Linked DNA regions of Homo sapiens: all the other regions are linked to region 1. Evidence: read pairs that join two places in POLR2A ChIA-PET (ENCODE). Cell type or tissue: B cell. All regions are shown on one strand. Links, peaks and the distances in the headings refer to the core of each region. The heading gives the core; the rest is flanking DNA.

Region 1 (7,097 bases), core at 1,188-6,187:
GTGTTTCCTGGAAGGACACTCATCCATGGACTTAGGGCCCACCTGGGCAATCCAAAATAACCTCATCTTGAGATCCTTCACTTAATTACATCCACAAAATAAGGCCACATTTTCCAAATAAGGTCATAGCCACAAGTACCAGGAATTAGGACTTAGACATATCTTTTTGGGGCCATTATATTTCAACCCATTAAAAGCCTCATATCAACCTGGGAGGAGGGTGATCATTGAAGAAGCTGATTGTCTCTGGCCCAATGAGAAGGAAGCATGACCAGATTTGGGTTCCTGTGCTGGCGCTGTGGTGGAAAGAGCACCCCTGATCCTGGCTGGTGGGGAGGGCAGGGGGTGGTATGGACCGGATGTTTATGTTCCCCCAAAATTCATATTTGGGAGCCATAACCCCCAGTGTGATGCTATTAGAAGGTGGGGCTGGTGATTAGGAGGTGATTAAGGTTAGATGAGGTCATGAAGATGGGCCCCCATGATGGGATTAGTGCCCTTATAAGAAGAGACACAAGAGAACTTGTTTACTGCTCCCCTACCCCTGCCCAATGCCGTGCAAAGACACAGTGAGAAGGTGGCTGTCTGCAAGCCAAGAGAGAGCCCTGACCAGGAACTGACTGTGAGGAAGAAATGTTTAAGCAGCTAGTTTCTCGTATTTTGTTATGACGGTCCAAACTAAGATAGTGAGGTCAGCTTTCAGGAAGTCAGCACAGATGTCTTGATCACTCTCCAATTCTCCTTATGTCTATCTGTCTATCTATCTATCTATCTATCTATCTATCTATCTATCTATCTATCATCTGTCATCTCTATCATCTATCCTTTCATCAATCTGTCATATATTTATCTTCTATCTATTATCTATCATCTGTCTCTCTATCACCTATCTATCTTCTACCTGTTATCTATCATCTATCTATCAACTTCTATCTATATATCATCTATATATCTACTATCTATCATCTGTCTATCATCTACCTTTCTATCTTTTATCATCTGTCTACCTATTATCTGTCATCTATCTACCTATTATCTATCTATCATCTATCTGTCTACCTGTCATGTGTTTATTATCTATCTAGCTATCATCTCTATCTAGCTATCATCTATCTATCTATCTATCTATCTATCTATCTATCTATCTATCTATCTATCCATCCATCCATCCATTCATCCCTCTGTCTCAAGGGCTTGGAATGTATGTATCTTTGAACCAGAAGTGTTCCTCTTCTAGGAATTTATTTATCCTAAGGGGCACTTCAAACAGGCATTGAGCTGTACACTCTGGATGCCAGCTGCAGTAGGGTCTTTAATACTGAAAAATAGGAAAAGATCATGTCTAAAATAGGGGACTGGCTGCATAAATGAATTGGAGCCATAGGATATTTACTAACACGAACTGATACTTGCTGACTGAAACCATAGGATGTTTACTGACATGCTGCATTGCTCCATGAAAAAAGGTTGGAAAGGAGAATAGAATATAGGGCACCAATTTTACAGACAGGACTAGGCAGAGGAAGGGACCTGGCAGAAGAGTCAGATGTTAATAGCCTCTAGTTCTCAGGATCACAGGAGATATTTGTAAAATGTATGTTTTCTCTGTTTTCTGTTTTTCTGCATCTTTCAGGAGATGCTGATGAAGTCCTGGGATCCAGAGAAGTGGTTTTGGCCCCCAGAGAGCTCCTAGTGTAGCTGGAAAAAAAAAAAAAAAGAAACAGACACAAAAGACACATAGGCACCTATGTATAATGCCATGTGGTTGTCAGGAACAGACCATGGACAAAGTCATCGTGGCAGGGAAGGTTGGGCAGGATGTGGGAGGCAGGTCCTTCCCAGCAGAGGAACAGCCGGGACAAAAGCCTGGCCGTGGGTGCAGTTGTGCTGCGTTAGGGTGCAAATGTCTGGCAGGCTGGGGTGCAGAGCATGTATAGAGAGGAGAGGAGAGGGAGGCTGGGAGCTGGGTGAGGACAGAGACCACCATGGGGAACTGCTGAGTTCTTAAAAAATATATAGTAGACGATAAAAATACTATAAGTATAAATTTAGATGTGCAGCATGATATTTTGATACATATAGATAGTAAAATGGTTATGATAGGCAAGCAAATTAACATATTATCTCGCATAATTACCTTTTTTTTTTTTTTGGTGGCAAGAGCAAAAATCCTGAGCGCAATGCAGTATTATGAAGTATCATCCTCAGGCTGTGCACTGGACCTCTAGAGCTGTTCAGCCTCTGTATCTGCTTCGTATCCCTTGGCTCACATGTCTCCAGTTCCTACCCCAACCCCACCATGACCATGTTTTATTTTCTATCTCCTTTTTAAAAAAGGAGTAAAAAGGAGTAGCCTCCATTTTTTTTTTTTTTTTTTTTTTTTTTTGAGATGGAGTCTCGGTCTGTCGCCCAGGCTGGAGTGCAGTGGCACGATCTCAGCTCACTGCAACCTCTGCCTCCAGGGTTCAAGTGATTCTCCTGCCTCAGCCTCCCAAGTAGCTGGGACTACAGGCGCCTACCACCACGCCCGGCTAATTTTTTGTATTTTTGGTAGAGACGGGGTTTCACCGTGTTATCCAGGATGGTCTCAATCTCCTGACCTCGCGATCTGTCCACCTCAGTCTCCCAAAGTGCTGGGATTACAGGCGTGAGCCACCGCGCCCAGCCGCCCCCTTTTTAAAAAAAGATTCCACGTGGATACTGAGGACGGCTTGTCCGTGTCCCACAGTGGGGCTTGGTCTTCTCCCAGGGGGCCTTGGGAGCTATTGCGTTTTAAGTGGGTACATGACGAGACCGCAGCTGGGCTTTGGGAGCTCATGGGGTTCCGTGGAGGATGGAGTGGTAGGAGATGATTCTGGAAGCTGGGGCACCAGATTAGGGGCCAGGGCAGTGAGTGCTCCAGAAACTTCCATCCCTGGCACCGGAACCACACATTGCTTGTCTATGATGCCATGATCCCACCTTGGGGACAGGGGGCACTGTCATCTGAAAACTCTCCAGGCTACTATTCCTGATGGAGACCCCCATTTCCGTGGCGGCCCCTGACGCCGGCTGTCCTCCAGGAATAATCTGGGGTCCGCTGGTGCCGCCGTGGCTGCCGTTGCATTTATTTATGTCTTCAGCACTGTGGGGAGAAGTGGCACAGGCCTGGATTCCCCAGGGAGACAGTAAACTGTCAAGCTTGTGTTTATTATTATAACACGCATTTTGAAACTCCACAAATCTCCGATCCAGGGAGAGATGGAAATACATTAGCCTCAAAACATACTTCAAAATACTTCGGTCTCAAAAAAACCTCTCAAGTCCAGCAAATGGGTTCAGGGACCCAGGGAACCCAAATCGCCCTCAGCCCTTGTTGAGAAAATCACTTTCTGGTGAGCGATCGAAGCCACTTACTGCACTTTATTATGTTGCCTCAGCAAGATGGGTTTGGGCAGAGAAGAAAGTACAAGAATGGAGTTTAATCAAACTCGAGCCTGGCCTTGGGAATAGCTGAAAAGTTAGCATTAAAACAACAGCTGCAGGTGAAGCTATTTCGCCGGCTGCATCACCGCAGCCACCCCCTCTTCTGTCGGGCACCGTGGGAGGGTGGGGGCGGGGAGAGCATCGGAGTGGTGAAAAGAGGTGCGATCAAAGCACAGCCGGGTTTCTGTTCCTGTTTTCTGGTCCCTTCGCTGTTGAGTTTCCAGGCGCCCCACCAAAAGGTGTGGGGTTGCTCTGCTCTGCCTGAGAATCACCCTCCATATCCAGACCTGGAGGAGTGCCCAGGGTTGTTGAGCTTTGCTGGAGAAAACTGGTAGCTTAGGATATTCATGGAGCTGAGCTGGGGTTCCAAGGACACGATCCCACTGCAGGGTCCTCCTCAGCGTGCTGACAATGTCTGCGTAGTGGGAGGGCCAGCCCCAGACTCAGATGCAGTGGAGGCTGCTGTGCCTGATGAGTTTTTTTTTTCTTTTTTTCTTTTTTTCCGGGTCCCTCCAGCCCCAACAGCCTGTCCTGGTGCAGTCCTTCCCTCTGACCTGGCTTGAAATTTCTCCCAGGCCAAGGCAGTGAGCCATGATCCCAATTCCATGTCAGGGGCAAGAGTGAATTCTGGGTTCCGAGGCCTAACTATCTCGTCTTTCCACTAGCCCAGGAAAGTGAACTGCAAAACTTCTTTAAAAGGGTCCAACTAAGCAAGCCCTTCCTATCTTCAGAGGCAGCCTGTGAATGTGAATGTACGAAAGGAGATTTGCTTCTGCGGCATCCCAGGAGGCCATAGGGGCCATATCGGTTCTCCTCTAGATAGGCCAGTGGTTCCCTTATAGACGCTGAAGGAGAAGCTAATGTGGGGAGAAGAAAAGGTGAGCTTCTAACAGCTGAGGGTGGGAGTTTTCTTAGGGGAGAGAAAAAATTGTTTGAAAAAAACCTAAGTCATTCCTCCTTTTACACAATTAAAAAATTGTTATAGTAAAATAGGTTTCTTTTTAGTTTACAGTTCCATGAATTTTAATACATGTATAGACGCATAAAACTCCACCTTGGTTAGGGCACAGAACAGCCCCATCGTCCCACAAAGCCTCCTCATGCTACCCTCTGTGTCAGCATCTCCCCGTCATCCCACCCTTGGCCATCACTGATCTGTCTTTCATCACCATGGGTTTCTATTTTGGAGAATACCATACCCATGGAATCATGTTGCATGTCTGTTGCTGTTTGAGACAGGCTTCTTTCACTCAGCAAGATGCCTCTGAGATTCATCCAAGTTGTGGCTCAAGAGTTCCCTCCTTTTTGTTGCTGAGTAGAATTGCATTGTATGCACACATCAGTTTGTTTATGCATTCACCCGAAGGACCTTTGGCTTGTTTCTAGTTTCTGATGATTATAAGTAGAGCTGCTTTAAATATCTGCGTACAGGTCTTTGTGCAAACCTAAGTTTTTATTTCTCCAGGGACAATGCCTAGGAGAAAGATGACTGAGTCCTATGGTAAGTGTATGTTTAAGTTTATAAAAAAACTGCCAAACTGTCTTACTGAATGACTATACCGTTTTGTATTCCCGTGAATAATGATGAGAGCTCCAGTTGCTCCATGTCCTGCTGCTATTTGATATTATCATATTTTGACTTTAGCCACTCTAAAGGTATGTGGTTGCTGTGTTTCAAATGTCTCCTTCAAAACTCATGTGGAAATTTAACTGTTATGGTGGAACTATTAAGAGGTGATTGGGTCATGAGAGCTCTTCTTTCATGAACGGATTGATGCCATTATTGTGGGAGTGGGATCCTGATGGCAAGCTCGTTCATCCCACTCTGCCTGCTCTCCTATGCATGCTCTTTTGTCCTTCTTCCTTCACCTCTGGGATGTGGGATGACACAGCATGAAGGCCCTCATCAGATGTTGGCCCCTTGATGTTAGACACTCCAGGTTCAGAACTGTAAGAAAGAAATCTCTGTTCTTTATAAAGTACCCAGTCTGTGGTTTTCTGTTATAGCAGCCAAAATGGGCTAAGGCAGTGGTGATGTCTCATTGTGATTTCAGTTTGCATTTTCCCAATTAGTAATGGTGTTGAACTTCATTTCCTGTGCTTATTTGCCATCCACACAACCTCTTTGGTGAAGCACCTGTTTAAGCCTTTTGACCATGTAAAATTGAGTTGTTGAGTATTGAGAGTTCTTTATATATTCTCAATATAAGGCTTTTTTTGGATATGTGATTTATGCATATTTTCTCTCTTCATTCTTCTAATGGTGTCTTTGGAAGAGAAAACGTTTTGAATTTTGCCAAAATTTAATTTGTCTTTTTTTTTTTGTTTTGTTTTATGAATCATGCTTTTGGTGTCATGGCTAAGAACTCTTTGCCTAAACCTAAGTGGTAAAAATTGTCTCCTATGTCTTCTTCTAAAAGTTTACATTTCCCATTTTCCATTTAGATTTTTGATCCATTTGAGTTAATTTTTGTATAAAAGTGAGGTGTAGGTTAAGGTGTGTGTGTGTCTGTGTGTGCGTGTGTGTTTTGCCTATGGATGACCAATACCATTTGTTGAAAAGACCACCTTTCATTATTGATTTGCATGTGTACCTTTGTGAAAAGTCAGTGAGTTGTACTTGTGTGGTCCTGTTACATTGATCTCCGTGTTGGCCCACTGCTAATACCACCCAGTCTTGACTACTGTAGCTGAAGCCCATTAAGCCTAAATATCTGTAGGGTGATTCTTCCTGTTTCCATTTTCCTTTTCAGATTTGTCTTAGCTACTCTAGTTCCTTTTTTAACCAGTTTGTCTATGTCTTCAAAAATCCTACTGGATTTTTGTGGGAATTGAATTAAATTTATAGATCCATTTGGGGAAGATTGATATCTTTACTACATGAATCTTCCAAGCCATGAGCATGTTATGTCTCCATGTTTCGTTAAGTTTTTAGTTTCTTTTCTTTTTTTTTTTTTTTTTTGAGATTTTTGAGATGAAGTCTCGCTCTTGTCACCCAGGCTGGAGTGCAATGGCGCGATCTCAGCTCACTGCAACCTCCGCCTCCCAGGTTCAAGTGATTCTCCTGCCTCAGCCTCCCGAGTAGCTGGGATTACAGGCGCCTGCCAACATGCCCAGCTAATTTTTGTATTTTTAGTAGAGATGGGGTTTCACCATGTTGGCCACACTGGTCTTGAGCTCCTGACTTCAGGTGATCCACCCACCTTGGCCTCCCAAAGTGCTGGGATTACAGGCATGAGCTACCGCATCCGGCAGTTTTTAGTTTCTTTTGTAAGCATCATTAGTTTTCATTATACAGATATTGTATGTGTTTTGTTAGATTATTTTCAATTATCCTATATTTTAAGAGATTTGTAAGTGATATTAACTTTTAAATTCTGGTTTCCACATGTTCATTGCTGTTATGTAGAAGTATTATTGACTTCTTGTGTGTTGACCTTGCATCTTGCAAGTTTGAAAAACTTATTCTTCTGTTAGTTTTTTGGGGGTATAGTCACAGTTCATTCTACAGAGACAATCATATCATCTGCAGATAGGTACTGTTTTATTTCTTCCTTTCCAATCTGTTTGCATTTTATTTATTTTTCTTGCCTTATTGCCCTACCTAGTATTTCCACAGAATGAAGAATAAG
Region 2 (7,097 bases), core at 753-5,752, 180 kb before region 1:
AGGCGATTCTCCTGCCTCAGCCTCCTGAGTAGCTAGGATTATAGGTGTGTGGCACCACACCTGGCTAGTTTTTGTATTTTTTAGTATAGACGGGTTTTCATCATGTTGGCCAGGCTGGTCTCAAACTCCTGACCTCAAGTGATCCACCAGTCTCAGCCTCCCAAAGTGTTGGGATTATAGGCCTGAGCCACTGCGCCCAGCCTGTATTTTTTTATTTTTTTCTTTGAGACAGAGTTCTGTTGACCAGGCTGGAGTGCAGTGGCATGATCTTGGGCTCACTGCAACCTCTGCCTCCTGGGTTCAAGCAATTCTCATGCCTCAGCCTCCCAAACAGCTGGGAGTACAGGCGTGAGCCAGCATGCCTGGCTAATTTTTTGTATTTTTAGTAGAGATGGAGTTTCACCATGTTAGCCAGGTTGGTCTGGAACTCCTGACGTCAGATGACCCACCCATCTCGGACTCCCAAAGTGCTGAGATTACAGGTGTGAGCCACTGCACCCAGCCAGCATCACAGTATTTTTGATGAACATGATAGGTTAAGAATTGCTACCACTGAGGTTTTACTCAAAGGGTTAAGTTGTATGGTGTCAACCATCATATCCTAGAGGAGATCAAAAACATTCCTTCAGAAATAAGTGATCTTTTGTAGTCACCTGAATAGCTCATTTCTGATTAAATATGACCTCTATTCCTCCTTTCCAGCTCTACAGTAGGGTCTAGAATGTAAACAGTAAAGTTAGTCTCACCAAGCAACGAGAGGATGAGGATGGAAGTGTCCCAGCTGCTGTATCAACCCCATTAAACAAGCCAGCTGCTTACGGCGACTTGAACACCCTTCGAGACAGGTACGTTTTAATGAAAACACTTGTCGTAAAAGTGTACTTGGTGAATCTGTATTATAATGAATTCAAGTGGGGCATAGGAATAGGCCCCCTTTAAGCACTCACAGCCCCCCTCTGGCATCTCCCCACCCTTGAGGTCACGGTACTTCGCTCACAGCAGCACCACAGGCTGGCGGCTGGGACGGCACCAGCAGCTCTGAACTGTGTCTAATCCCAGGGGTGACTAAACAGCGAAACATTTTGGGGTGTCTACAAGATCACATTAACTATTTTTAGTGTAACACATATGACACTTTAAGTCACGTTGCCTTGCTGTCCCAGAGATGAACACAAAGACTTCATTTGATTATAAAAATCCTTCAAAGTGAACATCATGTCCTGTGGTACCCAGTCCCAGCTCCTGTTGATTCAGCAGCAGCGTGGGGTGCCATCTACCCACTTTGGTACAGAACCCCCAGCGGCAATGACCGGATTCCATGTCCAGCACAGGCCCGCACGTGCCAGTCACACAGCTTTTCCCAGTCCTTGCACTTAACCTTCATAAAACCCCGGGCGTGGGGCAGGACAGGCAAACCACAGCCTGCCATCCCACCTGGCTGATTGGATTAAGGCAACAGATTTAAAGTCTAAATCAAAATAACAGAAAGAAGCTTTATTGGAGATACTGAGAAACTAAAGACTTAATCAGTTTGGTTGTTCCTGCCCTACTGCACTTGCTTCAGTAAGGGCAGAGCCCCAGCTGCGGTCTTTGTGGAGAGGCTGGCAGGAGGGAGGTAGCCATCCACTCTCAGCGCTCCTTCCCCACAGTGCTTCCATCCAATTGCCAGCTTGAAGGATGGGAAGAGTACTGTGATTTTTCTATTACACAAAGGAGGCATCTGAGGGAGAGACTGAGAAGCTGGTGTTATTTTTTTATTTTTATTTTTTGAGACGGAGTCTCGCTCTTGTCGCCCAGGCTGGAGTGCAGTGGTGCGATTTTGGCTCGCTGCAAGCTCCGCCTCACGCCATTCTCCCACCTCAGCCTTCTGAGTAGCTGGGACTACAGGTGCCCGCCACCACGCCCGGCTAATTTTTTGTATTTTTTAGTAGAGACGGGGTTTCACCGTGTTAGCCAGGATGGTCTCGATCTCCTGACCTCGTGATCCGCCCGCCTCGGCCTCCTAAAGTGCTGGGATTACAGGCGTGAGCCACCGCGCCCGGCCTTGGTGTTATTTTTTTATAGACATTACATGAATAGCCTCTACTCTCTGAGCACTCCACACTCACAAGTGCCTGTGACAGCTCTGGTCTGCACCAGGCCTGTGGGGAGGCGGTGTAGCCTCTGCAGGAGGGAAGGCTCGCTGTCCACCAGTGCACATGCTCAGCAAATCGCATGTGGCTCCTGAGCAACTGCAGAGAGAATCTGATCCAGGTTGTGTGCAAATAGAAGAGCCTGGATCAAGAATTAATCACTTTCTGCGAGCAGTCTGTATGCAGGTAAAAGTGAAATTACACCAAACACGGACAAATTTGAAATTTCTATTAAAGTTTAAAAAGTTGATCTTTTCTTTATTGGGAAGCTGCTGTCAGAGAAGAGCCAAGGATTATTTGGAATTCCTCTTTATTTAAAATTTTTTTTGTGCGTGTGTGAGATGGAGTCTTGCTCTGTCCCCCAGACTGTAGTGCAGTGGCATGACCTTGGCTCACTGCAACCTCCACCTCCCAGGTTCAAGGGATTCTCCTGCCTCAGCCTCCCAAGTAGCTGGGACTACAGGTGTGCGCCACCACGCCTGGCTAATTTTTGTGTTTTTATTAGAGAAGGAGTTTTACCATGCTGGCCAGGCTGGTCTTGAATTCCTGACCTCAAGTGATCTGCCCAACTCAGCCTCCCAAAGTGCTGGGATTACAGGCGTGCGACATAACGCTCAGCCTAAAAAACATTTCAATTCCTCTTTTTTTCTCACTGCGGCAACTATGGCAGCCCTTCCCTTCTTTCCTTTAGACCAGGCACCTCTGGAATGGAGTCCCCTCATTGTCATCCACAGCAGGCAGGTGGCAAGGGAACCACTGTCCCAAAGAGGTGCCCAGGACAGAGAGGGTGACCGAGGATGGCACAGCGGGGCCCTTTAGCTCCCCAAAAGTGGATTCACCCCCGGTTCTTACACTGCTAAAAAAAAAAAAAAAGAGGAAGCGGCAACAGCAGCAGAAAAATATGTATAATTTTTTTTTTTTTTTTTTGAGACAGGGTCTCACTCTGTCACCCAGGCTGGAATACAGTGGCATGATCTCGGCTCAAGCGATCTTCCTGCCTCAATTTCCTGAGTAGTTGAGACTACAAGCGTGCACCACCATGCCCAGCTAATTTTTGTATTTTTAGTAGAGATGGGGTTTTGACATGTTCCCCAGGCCGGTTTCAAACTCCTGATCTCAAGCAATCCTCCTGCCTTGGCCTCCCAAAGTGGTGAGATTACAGGCGTTAGCCACCACACCCAGCCTACAATTGTTAACACGACGAACTTTCCCCATACCCATTTTTTTTTTTAGCCAAATTTAGCAGTGAGAAAAAATATTTTTAACGGGTAGAGAGAGATTGGTAAAAATTGTGGTGTGTGTTTTTTTTTTTGAGATGGAGTCTTGCTCTATCGCCCAGGTTGGAGTGCAGTGGCACAATCTCGGCTCACCACAACCTTCACCTCCCGGATTCAAGTCATTCTCCTGCCTCAGCCTCCCAAGTAGCTGGGATTACAGGTGCGCGCCACCACGCCTGGCTAATTTTTGTATTTTGAGTAGAGACAGGATTTCACCATGTTGGCCAGGCTGGTCTTGAACTCCTGACCTCGTGATCCACCCACCTTTGGCCTCCCAAAGTGCTGGGATTACAGGCGTGAGCCACTGCACCCGGCAAAATTGTGTTTTTAAAAACGTATGTGATACATATTTTTCACTCCTCTAAAGAATAAACTTTTGAAGAGGCCATAAGGTGATGTCTCTAGAACTGATAACCTGGGTCCATTAATATCTTTGATTTTTACCATGAATTTGCTTGTGCTGATAAAATATCAAAGGACGGCTGACAGATCTTTGTTCTAAACGCATTTTAGGAAACTTCTAGTGATACCTGAACACAAGAAAGGAAGTAGTCTCTGCTGAGCAATAAATGAAGGTGTGTGGCTGGGCACGGTGGCTCACATCTGTAATCCCATCACTTTGGGAGGCTGAGGCAGGTGGATCACCTGAGGTCAGGCTCAGGAGAATTGCTTGAACGCAGGAAGCAGAGTTTGCAGTGAGCCGAGATCGTGCCACTGCACTCCAGCCTGGCGACAGAGCAAGACTCCATCGAGACCAGCCTGGCCAACCTGATGAAACCCCATCTCTGCTAAAAATACAAAAAATTAGCTGGGCATGATGGCAGGCACCTGTAATCCCAGCTACTCAGGAGACTGAGGCAGGAGAATCCCTTGAACTCAGGAGGTAGAAGTTATAGTGAGCCGAGATTGTGCCATTACACTCCGGCCTGGGCAGCAAGAGTGAAATTCTGTCTCAAAAAAAAAGGAAAAAAATAAATGCAGGTGTGCTAAATAAAACAGCGACCTTAATCTTTATGTAAATTTCAGACAATCCAATCAGTGGCTTATCCAGCTCTAAACTGAATTTAGAGGCTCTAAGTCCAGAATCCTTTGGAAATGACTGACCCTTTCAGGATTCTGAGGAAAGTAAAAGAAGTTCATTGATGGGGAGCAGGACTCTTACCTGGCGTACGTTCCTTCTAGAGCAGGGTCCTCGCTGTTGTGCCCAAGGTAGTGGTCAATCAACTTCTCTCGAGAGGCCTTTGGGGGCAAAACATCTGCTTAGTGTCTCAGAGAGAAAGAGGAACAACACAAAACCTTAACTACAAGATTTATTTCATATAAAGCTGTCAGCAAGGTTCAATGATCCTCATCTTTTGGAGAGACAGCTAAAACTGTTAAAGAAAAGTTTCATATGCTACAGCTCCTAAAAATCATCTGAAAGTTATTCACTAGTCAATTTTATGCAGATTATAAAAATGACACATTTTTTGGGTGAAAATAAATGACTCCCTCCCATTATAAATAGATTTACTTCCTTAGGAATTAAAACTTTCCAAACTTACAGTATTGCTTTCATCACTGAAATCTGCAGGGTCTCCAATGATATTTATGGCAACCAAAGCAACCTAAGAAAGTGTTAAAATAACAGAATTAAATATACAATGTTTGAAATGACTTAACCCTTTTATTTACTTATTTTGAGACAGGGTCTCGTCTGTCACCCAGGCTGGAGTGCAGTGGTGTGATCATGGCTCACTGCAGCCTTGACCTCCCGGGCTCAAGGGATCCTTCACCTTAGCTGCCCTGGTAGCTGGGACTACAGGTGTGAGCCACCATGCCCTGCTAATTTTTGTGTTTTTTTGCAGAGATAGGATTTCACCATGTTGCCCAGGCTGGACTTAACCCCTTTATAACAAACTCTGACCTACACTGTTATCAAATGGGATGATGTATATCAAAGCGTATTAATTGTTAAAATGTTATGCCAATATAAATAATTTTTAATAATTAACAAAGAATTTTAAATAAATTATGTTAGTATTCTAATGCTAACCAAATGGTTATTTTTAACCATTTAAAGCCTGGGCGCGGTGCCTCATGCCTGTAATCCCATCACTATGGGAGGCCAAGGTGGAAGGATCACCTGAAGTCGGGAGTTTGAGACCAGCCTGACCAACATGGAGAAACTCCGTCTCTACTAAAAATACAAAATTAGCCAGGCACATGCCTGTAATCCCAGCTACTCAGGAGGCTGAGGCAGGAGAATTGTTTGAACCTGTGAGACAGAGGTTGCAGTGAGCCGAGATTGCACCACTGCACTCCAGCCTAGGCAACAAGAGTCAAGAGTGAAACTCCGTCTCAAAAAAAAAAAAAAAAAAAAAAGTTCAAATCATAATAGCTAAAAACTCCCAAAGTTTTAACATAGCCTCAAAATGAGACATCCACGTGAGATTCAGTATGGAGCTCATCTTTGAAGGATCTTGGGAAATTAGACAATGAAAAGTTAACACAGCTCAGTTCCCAGTTGGTGAGTCTCACCTGAGGTGGGGAGTCACTTTTCCATCCTGCACCCCCAACCACTGTAGACTAACCCCACACCGCTTCCAAAAATGCAAAGGTTCAAGACAGGCACATTTGGGGCAGGAGGGCAGCTGGCACAAACTGGGAAACCGAGCAAGTTTTGAAATGAAATTTTTTAGTCTTTCATGTCAGTGAAGTGCTGCTTTAGATAGTTACTGCTTTTAAATGCAGGGCACATATATTATCATTCATGACGAGATTATCTGAACATAAGGACAATAAATAATCTATTATTTAAAAATCTTTATTAAAAAAACAAAACTCCAAACTGTTTAAAGAAAACCAAGACAACAGCCAGGTCATTGCTGGTAAATACATGCAGGTGGGTGGAGGAAGGAACAGGGTTAAGACTCATTCTTCTGGCTTCCTGGCGTGTTATGCTGCAAGGGGCCAGGCAGCTTAATTGGACCTTTGCGCTCTTGTCCAGCTCACCCGCTTGGTCTAGAGATTTGATTTGCTGGGTGCTCACATTCCTCTTGGAGGGGGCAGGGAGAGTTGTAAATGCTTGTGCTAATTAACAAGATTGCTTTGGACACAATTGATTTCTACTACACTAATCATGTGAGAAAAAGAAAAAAAGAAGGAAAGAAAGGGAGGGAGGAAGGAAGAGATGAAGAATTAGCAGCCTGAAGCTGGAGAGATTCTGGATTACATGCAACATTCATGTGTCCACAATTTCCACCAGGGAATTTACCTTGTGCACGTTGGGAGGGTTTATTTACAACTGTGCTGTCCTACACAAATAGGATGTGAGCCACATATGTCATTAAGGTTAAGTAGGCACATTAAAAAATTTAAAAATGCAATTAATTTTAAAAATATAGGTTAACACAACATATCCAAAATATTATCATTTCATCACATACAATTGACATAAAAGTTCTCATGAACTCTTTCGCGTTCTCCTTTTGTACTGAGTCTCTGAAGCCCACTGTCTGGTGATGCTGGCAGCAGCTCTGGGCACTAGGCCAGTTCGTGGTGGGCACTGGCCACGTGTGCCCAGAGGCTGCTGGATCAGACAGCACAGCTCAGAGAGCTCAGCAGTCTCCCAGAAGAGATCCTCTCTTATAAGATCACCTTGAAAATGCATCTAAGAAAAGATACGTGACCACATAATCCCACAAAG
Region 3 (7,097 bases), core at 772-5,771, 260 kb after region 1:
TTTTCTTGCCTTTCACCTGCAGGAAATTAGGACCATTCATAACTTAAGAAATCAGGCTGTTACCGCCCCACTCCCAAAACACCTCCCTGAGTCCTGTGCAGGCTCAATGAGGTCTTTGAGAGAGAGGGCACTGAAAATGCAGTGAGTCAACTTCAGAAGAAAAATGGAGAGCTCACCAGAGATGCATTTTCATGAGAAGGAATATTCAAGGAAGAAAGACTTCTGGAATCCGTAGAACCATGCCCGAGGTCTACTAGAAAGCTCTGTGAATCACAAACACAGTCAAATAGTTTTATGACTGATCTAATGCTTTTGACAGGTTGCTCCACAGAGCTGCTGGACTCACGAGCTATTGATAACTGTACTTCCAGAAGCTAAATTCACCAGTTACACACATTTGATAGGGAACATACTTTTCTCTTTCTTGCTTTTATATTCTTTTTCTCTCCTCCCCTGCCTAAATTTTGTGTGCTCGAGAGACACAGATGCAAACATCACAGAGAATTAACAGCATTTTGGGAGGTGACTTGTGTATCCAGCCTTATGAATGGCCCCAAAGCAATCTTGCTTTCTTGATTCCTGTGTGCAGATGATTCACTGATGCTCACTCTTGGCATGGATTCTATTAACTTCCATCAGCAGCGTCCCAAGTAGACTGCAGATCCTTTGGTGCCCGGGATTTCTGTCTTATCCTTCTTAGGAGCTGCTACAGCTCCAAGTGTAACATCTGATGCACAAAGTGTGCATAAATATTTGTTGGTTGGTTTAGATCTGAAATAGGAGTTTGGAGAAAGGAGCAGCCTGCATTAGGTGAAATAGTCTAAAATTTCAACTCCTTCATATGATGCAGTAATCTGTGAGATGTCCAAGCATCTTGTGGGGGACATTTCTAGAATGTTCTAGAATTTCCTAGAATATTACACACCCACAGAGTAATGAGCAGAGCAGATCAGATCATCAGATCTAATCAGAGAGGGGATATGATGATCCTGGCAGTAGACTGACATATGCTACCTCTCATTCACCACAAAGGGACACACCCTGCTACTTGGCCCACACAGCATCTGTTTTTCCCCCTTTCTCACTCACAAAACCATGGTTCGTTTGTAGTGACATGTGCCCAACTAAAATGACAGCTCTCCCAGATTCCCTTGAGAATAATGATGGCCAGATAACCCAAGTATGATCAAGGAGATCCAAATGAAAGTTACTGGAAAAAGCAACCCTTCCCAAACAAAAATTAAAGGCCTCACTGGAAGGAGGTTATTTGCTCCTCATCCTTTCACCCTTCCCTTTTCTTCCTACCTGGAAACTGGGAGTGATGGCTGGAGGCACAGCAGCCATCTTGGGGCAATGAGCATAAAAACCATAGTAATGATGATAGAGCAGAAGAGGGAAGAACTGAGGTCTCGTGTCGTGGTTGACCATCCTACCAGCTCGGGACTGCCTATCCCTGCTGCATGAGTTAAATAAACACCCTGACAATTACAGCCACTGTTAGATGGTTTCCTGTTATTTGCAGCTCCGTGTAGTTCCCATGTGCTGCCATATGGGTGATACTTCATATTCTCCCCATGGGTTGGGTATTATTATTATTTTTTATTTTATTATATTTTGAGATGGAGTTTCACTCTCGATGCTCAGGCTGGAGTGCAATGGCACAATCTCAGCTCTCTGCAACCTTCACCTCCTGGGTTCAAGAGATTCTCCTGCTTCAGCCTCCTGAGTAGCTGGGATTACAGGCATGCACCACCAAGCCTGGCTAATTTTGTATTTTTAGTAGAGATGGGGTTTCTCCATGTTGGTCAGGCTGGTCTTGAACTCCTGACCTCAGGTGATCTGCCCGCCTTGGCCTCCCAAGGTTCTGGGATTACAGACGTAAGCCACTGTGCCCGGCCTGATTGGGTATTATTAATCATGTTTTGCAAATAAGAAACTCACAGCTCAGAGAAGTGATATAACATGCCTCTGATCACAGAGCTTGTGGGTGACAAACACGGACAAGCATGTCTTATTCCAATGCCTCCATTCCAAATATTCTTTCTGGTTGTGAAGAAGGGGAAAAGAGCTGAACAAGAGGTCCGTTCCTGCCTGCAGAATCTCAATTATCATTGGGTAACTTATTCAATAAGTGTTATTATACTTAAGCTCTATCTGTGGTGATGTTCCCATAAACAAGAGGCCCTTCCCTGTAGAATCTTCTAGACTGAAGGGCTCTCCTTCTTTCTGGAGATCTTCCTCAGGGCAGGGATTTGTGTTTTGCTGTTTGCTAAGGGAGGTGGCTCCCTCACCCCAGTTCCCACCCCACCTCTCTGACCCAGGTTCCCAGTATTCTCAATGGAGCTGCAGCACCTCTCCCCCTCCATGGTCAACAGGGACCAGGGAAAGTTTAATGCATTTGCCACCTACTGAACCATGGACACCAATTGTTGTCAGGACAAAGTTAACTCGGGTTTTCAATTAAAAAGAACACTAGGGATCAGCATCCAAATGCTGATGTAGCTGCCAGGAAGAAAGTGATGTAGATCCAGCAGAGTAGGAGTGGCTGTGGCTCTCGCAGGTGCATTTATAAGGAAGTCTCCTTCTACATTTGTATGTTGTCCATGGGTGGTGTCTAAAGGTTAGAGATAGGAGCCCCCTATTCAAATGGTGTGGCTATTGTAGAATTAAGGGGAAAGCAAACACTCAGTGAGTGCGTACTCTTCCTTGGCTCTGTGTTAAGCACAGTAAGAGGAGGTGTGTTGCCTCCTCTTACCCCATGACAACACCATGGGGTCATCATTACTGTGATTGCCAGTTTAGAGGCAAAAAATAATGGGAGGGCCAGAGAGGCCAAATGACATGCTCGAGGTCCCATAGGAAGATGGGCCAGAGATGCTTCACCAGAGCCTCTTCTTTTGTCTCTGGGCTGGGGAAAGGGAAGTCTGAGGCCATTGTAGGAAAGGCAAATGTGTCTCTTAACCATTTGATGAGCATCTCTGTTAGGTGTTCAGGATATAAAATTAATAATCGATGTCTCATTACTGGGTCTATATCCAAAAGAAAATAAATCATTTTACCAAAAAGATAGATGCACTCCTATGTTCATTGCTGTGCTATTCACAGTAGCAAAGATATGGAATCAATGCAGGTGCCCATCAATGGTGGATTGGATAAAGAAAATGTGGTACATATACACCATGGACTACTACACAGCCATTTTTTAAATTTAAAAAATAATAAAATCGTGTTCTTTCCAGCAACATGGATGGAGCTAGAGGTCATAATCCTAAGCAAATTAATGCAGGAACAGAAAAGCAAATACCACATTTTCTCACTTATAAGTGTGAGCTAAGCATTGAGCACACATGAACATAAATATGGAAACAGTAGACACTGTGGACTACTAGTGGGTGGAGGAGTGGGTGGGTTAAAAACTACCTATTGTCTGGGTTCAGTAGCTCACACCTTTAATCCTAGCACTTTGGGAGGCTGAGTTGGGCAGATTGCTTAAGTCCAGGAGTTTGAGATCAGCCTGGGCAACATGGTGAAACCCCATCTCTACAGAAAAAACAACAACAACAACAATATAGCTGGGTGTGGTGGTGCACAATTGTAGTCTCAGCCACTCGAGAGGCTGAGGTAGGAGGATCATTTGAGCCTGAGAGGCAGAGGTTGCAGTGAGCTGACATTGTGCTATTGCACTCCAGCCTGGGCGACAGAGCGAGACCCTGTCTCAAAAATAAATAAATAAATAAATAAATAAATAAATAAATAAAATAAACTACCTATTGGGTACTGTGCTCATTAGCAGGGTGACCAGATCCATACTCCAAACCTCAGCACTATGCCACTTACCCATGTAACAAATGTGCACATGTATGCCCTGTATCTAAACTATAAGTTTGAAATTAATAAAAAAAATCTAGCCTCCTTCTAGGGGGAAGCTAAATTGAGTGAGGAAGTGATGAATTCACTGAGAAAACAGGTCAGATATTGTAGAAGAAAAGATTCCCAAGCCGCTTGCTTATGACCCCATCAATTCCAGCAACGCTTACAACAATCCACTTCCCCAGGGTAAAAAGCTCAGCAACTTTTCGAGACCAGTGACGCTGAAGATTTCCTGAATGCCTCCAGTGTGCCAGGATTTACTCAGATTAACTCACTCCTTACAACAATTCCAAGAGGATGCTCTCTGCTTAAGTTGCCCCCAGGATCAGATCCTGAGATAACGATTCAAGTGCAAGTTGATTATTTAGGAGAGGAATAGAGAACTGATACAGGGGAAGGATAGTGTTATAAAGGGGATGTTGTCAAGCCAGCTTGACAAGGGTGATATCTGGAGTTTAATCCCACAGGGAACCTCTGAGAAATGAGTAGAACACAACACTGTGGTTTAATGTGTAATTTACTATGACGGTGACGGTGATAATGATGGTGACGAGCATCGTGTTGGGGGTGCAGGTGATGATGTGGAGATGATTTCTTTTCTAAATATTGAAGTATATTTTGCATTTTGATGGGGTTTCTGTCTCTACAGAATAAATTCTTGGTCATTAAAACCCAAATAACCGGAGATGACTGCATTTTTTAAATTTTTAAATTAAATTTATTTTTTTCCAACTTTTATTTTAGGTTCAGGAGGTACACATGCAGGTTTGTTACATGGGTAAATTGTGTGTCTTGGGGTTTGGTGTAGAGATTATTTCATCACCCAGGTAATGAGGATAGTACCTGATAGGCAGTTTTTTCATCCTCACCCTCCTCCCAGCCCCCACTCTCAAGTAGACCCTGGTGTCTGCTGTTGCTTTCTTTGTGTCCATGTGTATTCAATGTTTAGCTCCCACTTATAAGTGAGAATAGGTGATGTTGGTTTTCTGTTCCTGGGTTAGTTTGTTTAGGATTGTGGCCTCCAGCTCCATCCATGTTGTGGTAAAGGACTTGATCTCATTCTTTTTTATGGCAGTGTAGTATTCCATGGTGTATATGTACCACATATTCTTTATCCAGTCCACCATTGATGAGCATTTAAGTTAATTCTTTGCCTTTTCTATTGAGAATAGTGCTGCAGTGACATAGGCATGCATGTGTCTTTATGGTAGAACAATTTATATTCCTCTGGGTGTATACCCAGTAATGGGATTGCTGGGTTGAATGGTAGTTCTGTTTTAAGTTCTTTGAGAAATCCCCAAACTGCTTTCCATGGTGGCTGAACTAATGTGCATTCCCACCAGCAGTATATAAGCGTTCCCTTTTCTCTGCAACGTCACCAACATCTGTTATTTTTTGACTTTTTATTAATAACCGTTTTGACTGGTGTGAGATAACATCTCATTGTGGTTTTGATTTGTATTTCTCTAAGATTAAACATTTTTTCATATGCTTGTTGGCTGCATGTGTTTTCTTTTGAGAACTGTCTGTTCATGTCCTTTGTCCATTTTTTAATGGGATTATTTGTTTTTTTGCTTGTTGATTTAAGTTACTTATAGGTTCTGGATATTAGACCTTTGTCAGATGCATAGTTTGCAAGTATTTTCTCCAATTCTGTAAGGTGTCTGTTTACTCTGTTGCTAGTTTCTTTTTTGTGTAGAAGCTCTTTAGTTTAATTAGGTCCCATTTGTCAGTATTTGTTTTTGTTGTAATTGCTGTTGGTATCTTCGTCATGAAAATCTTTCCCAGTACCTATGTCCAGAATGACATTTCCTAGGTTTTCTTCTAGGGTTTTCATAGTTTGAGTTTTTTTTTTTTTTTTTTTTTTTTTTTTTGAGATGGAGTTTCGCTCTGGAGTGCGGTGGCATGGCCTGGGCTCACTGCAAGCTCCGCCTCTTGAGTTTTAAATTTAAATCTTTAATCCACTTTAATCCACCACTTGATTTTTGTGGTGAGAGGAAGGGGCCAGTTTCAATCTTCTGCACATGGATAGCCAGTTACTGCAGCAACATTTATTGAATAGGGAGTCCTTTCCTCATTGCTTATTTTTGTAGACTTTGTCAAAGATCAGATGGTTGTAGGTGTGTGGCTTTATTTCTGGGTTCTCTAACCTGTTATATTGGTCTATGTGTCTGTTTTTGTACCAGGGCATGCTGTTTTGGTTACTGTAGCATTATAGCATAGTTTGAAGTTGGGTAGTGTGATGTCTCCAGCTTTGTTATTTTTCCTTAGGATTGCCTTGGCTATTCTGACACTTTTATGGTTCCGTATAAATTTTAGAATAGTTATTTCTAATTCTGTGAAAAATGTTGATGTTAGTTAGATAGGAATAACATTGAATCTATGAATTGCTTTGGGCAGTATGCGCATTTAAGCAATATTGATTCTTTCTAGCCATGAGTATGGAATGTTCTATCTGTTTGTGTCATCTCTGGTTACTTTCAGCAGTGTTTTGTAATTCTCATTGTAGAGATCTTTCACCTCCTTCGTTAGCTGTATTCCTACGTATTTTATTTTTGTGGCTATTGTGAATGGGATTATGCTCTTGATTTGGCTCTCAGCTTGGATGTTGTTGGTGTATAGAAATGCTCCTGATTTTTGTACTTTGATTTTGTATCCTGAAACTTTGCTGAAGTTGTTTATCAGATTTAAGAGCTTTTGGGTAGAGACTTTGGAGTTTTCTAGGTATAAAGTAATATCATCTGCAATGAGAGATAGTTTGACTTACTCTCTTCTTATTTAGCTGCTTTTTATTTCTTTCTTTTGCCCATTGTTCTGGCTAGGACTTCCAGTACTACGTTGTGTAGGAGTGGTGAGGGTGAGCATCCTTGTCTCAAGGGGAATGCTTCTGGCTTTTGCCTTTTCAGTATAATGTTGGCTATGGGTTTGTCATAGATGGCTCTTGTGATTTTGAGATATGTTCCTTCAATGCCTAGTTTATTGAGGGTTTTTTAACATGAAGGGATGTTGAATTTTATCAATAGTTTTTCTGCATCCATTGGGATAATCATGTAGTTTTTGTTTTTATTTCTGTTTATTTGATGAATCACATTTATTGATTTGTGTATGTTGAACCAACCTTGCATCCCAGGAATAAAGCCTACTTTATTATGGTGAACTAGCTTTCTTGTATGCTGTTGGATTTGGTTTGTTAGTATTTTCTTGAGGATTTTTGCATCTATGTTCAT

What was found. ChIA-PET counts read pairs that join two places held together with the same protein. Peaks named below come from ENCODE experiments on the same cell type or tissue, not always from the same donor. Only the 100,000 strongest peaks of a DNase experiment are listed, where the experiment ranks them.
Region 2: POLR2A ChIA-PET joins it to region 1 with 6 read pairs; 3 of 35 experiments call an interaction of 5 or more read pairs at or near these places.
Region 3: POLR2A ChIA-PET joins it to region 1 with 6 read pairs; 2 of 35 experiments call an interaction of 5 or more read pairs at or near these places.

Annotation. Positions count from the first base shown.
Region 1 is chr1:4,024,077-4,031,173 of GRCh38, forward strand. No RefSeq gene overlaps it. Among named protein-coding and RNA genes, the nearest start is that of LINC02780, 52 kb to the left of the region's middle. RefSeq lists an enhancer at 2,436-2,936. In B cell, for the core only: no CTCF peak of the experiment used is centred there; DNase peaks (open chromatin) are centred at 3,175 and 3,615; H3K4me3 peaks cover 1,330 bases; H3K27ac peaks cover 1,391 bases.
Region 2 is chr1:3,840,336-3,847,432 of GRCh38, forward strand. It overlaps CEP104 (centrosomal protein 104), which reads right to left. Exons shown (of 22, transcript NM_014704.4): 5 at 4,954-5,016; 6 at 4,572-4,648. Among named protein-coding and RNA genes, the nearest start is that of CEP104, 13 kb to the right of the region's middle. In B cell, for the core only: no CTCF peak of the experiment used is centred there; no DNase peak of the experiment used is centred there; H3K4me3 peaks cover 342 bases; H3K27ac peaks cover 325 bases.
Region 3 is chr1:4,281,438-4,288,534 of GRCh38, forward strand. No RefSeq gene overlaps it. Among named protein-coding and RNA genes, the nearest start is that of LINC01777, 130 kb to the right of the region's middle. In B cell, for the core only: no CTCF peak of the experiment used is centred there; no DNase peak of the experiment used is centred there.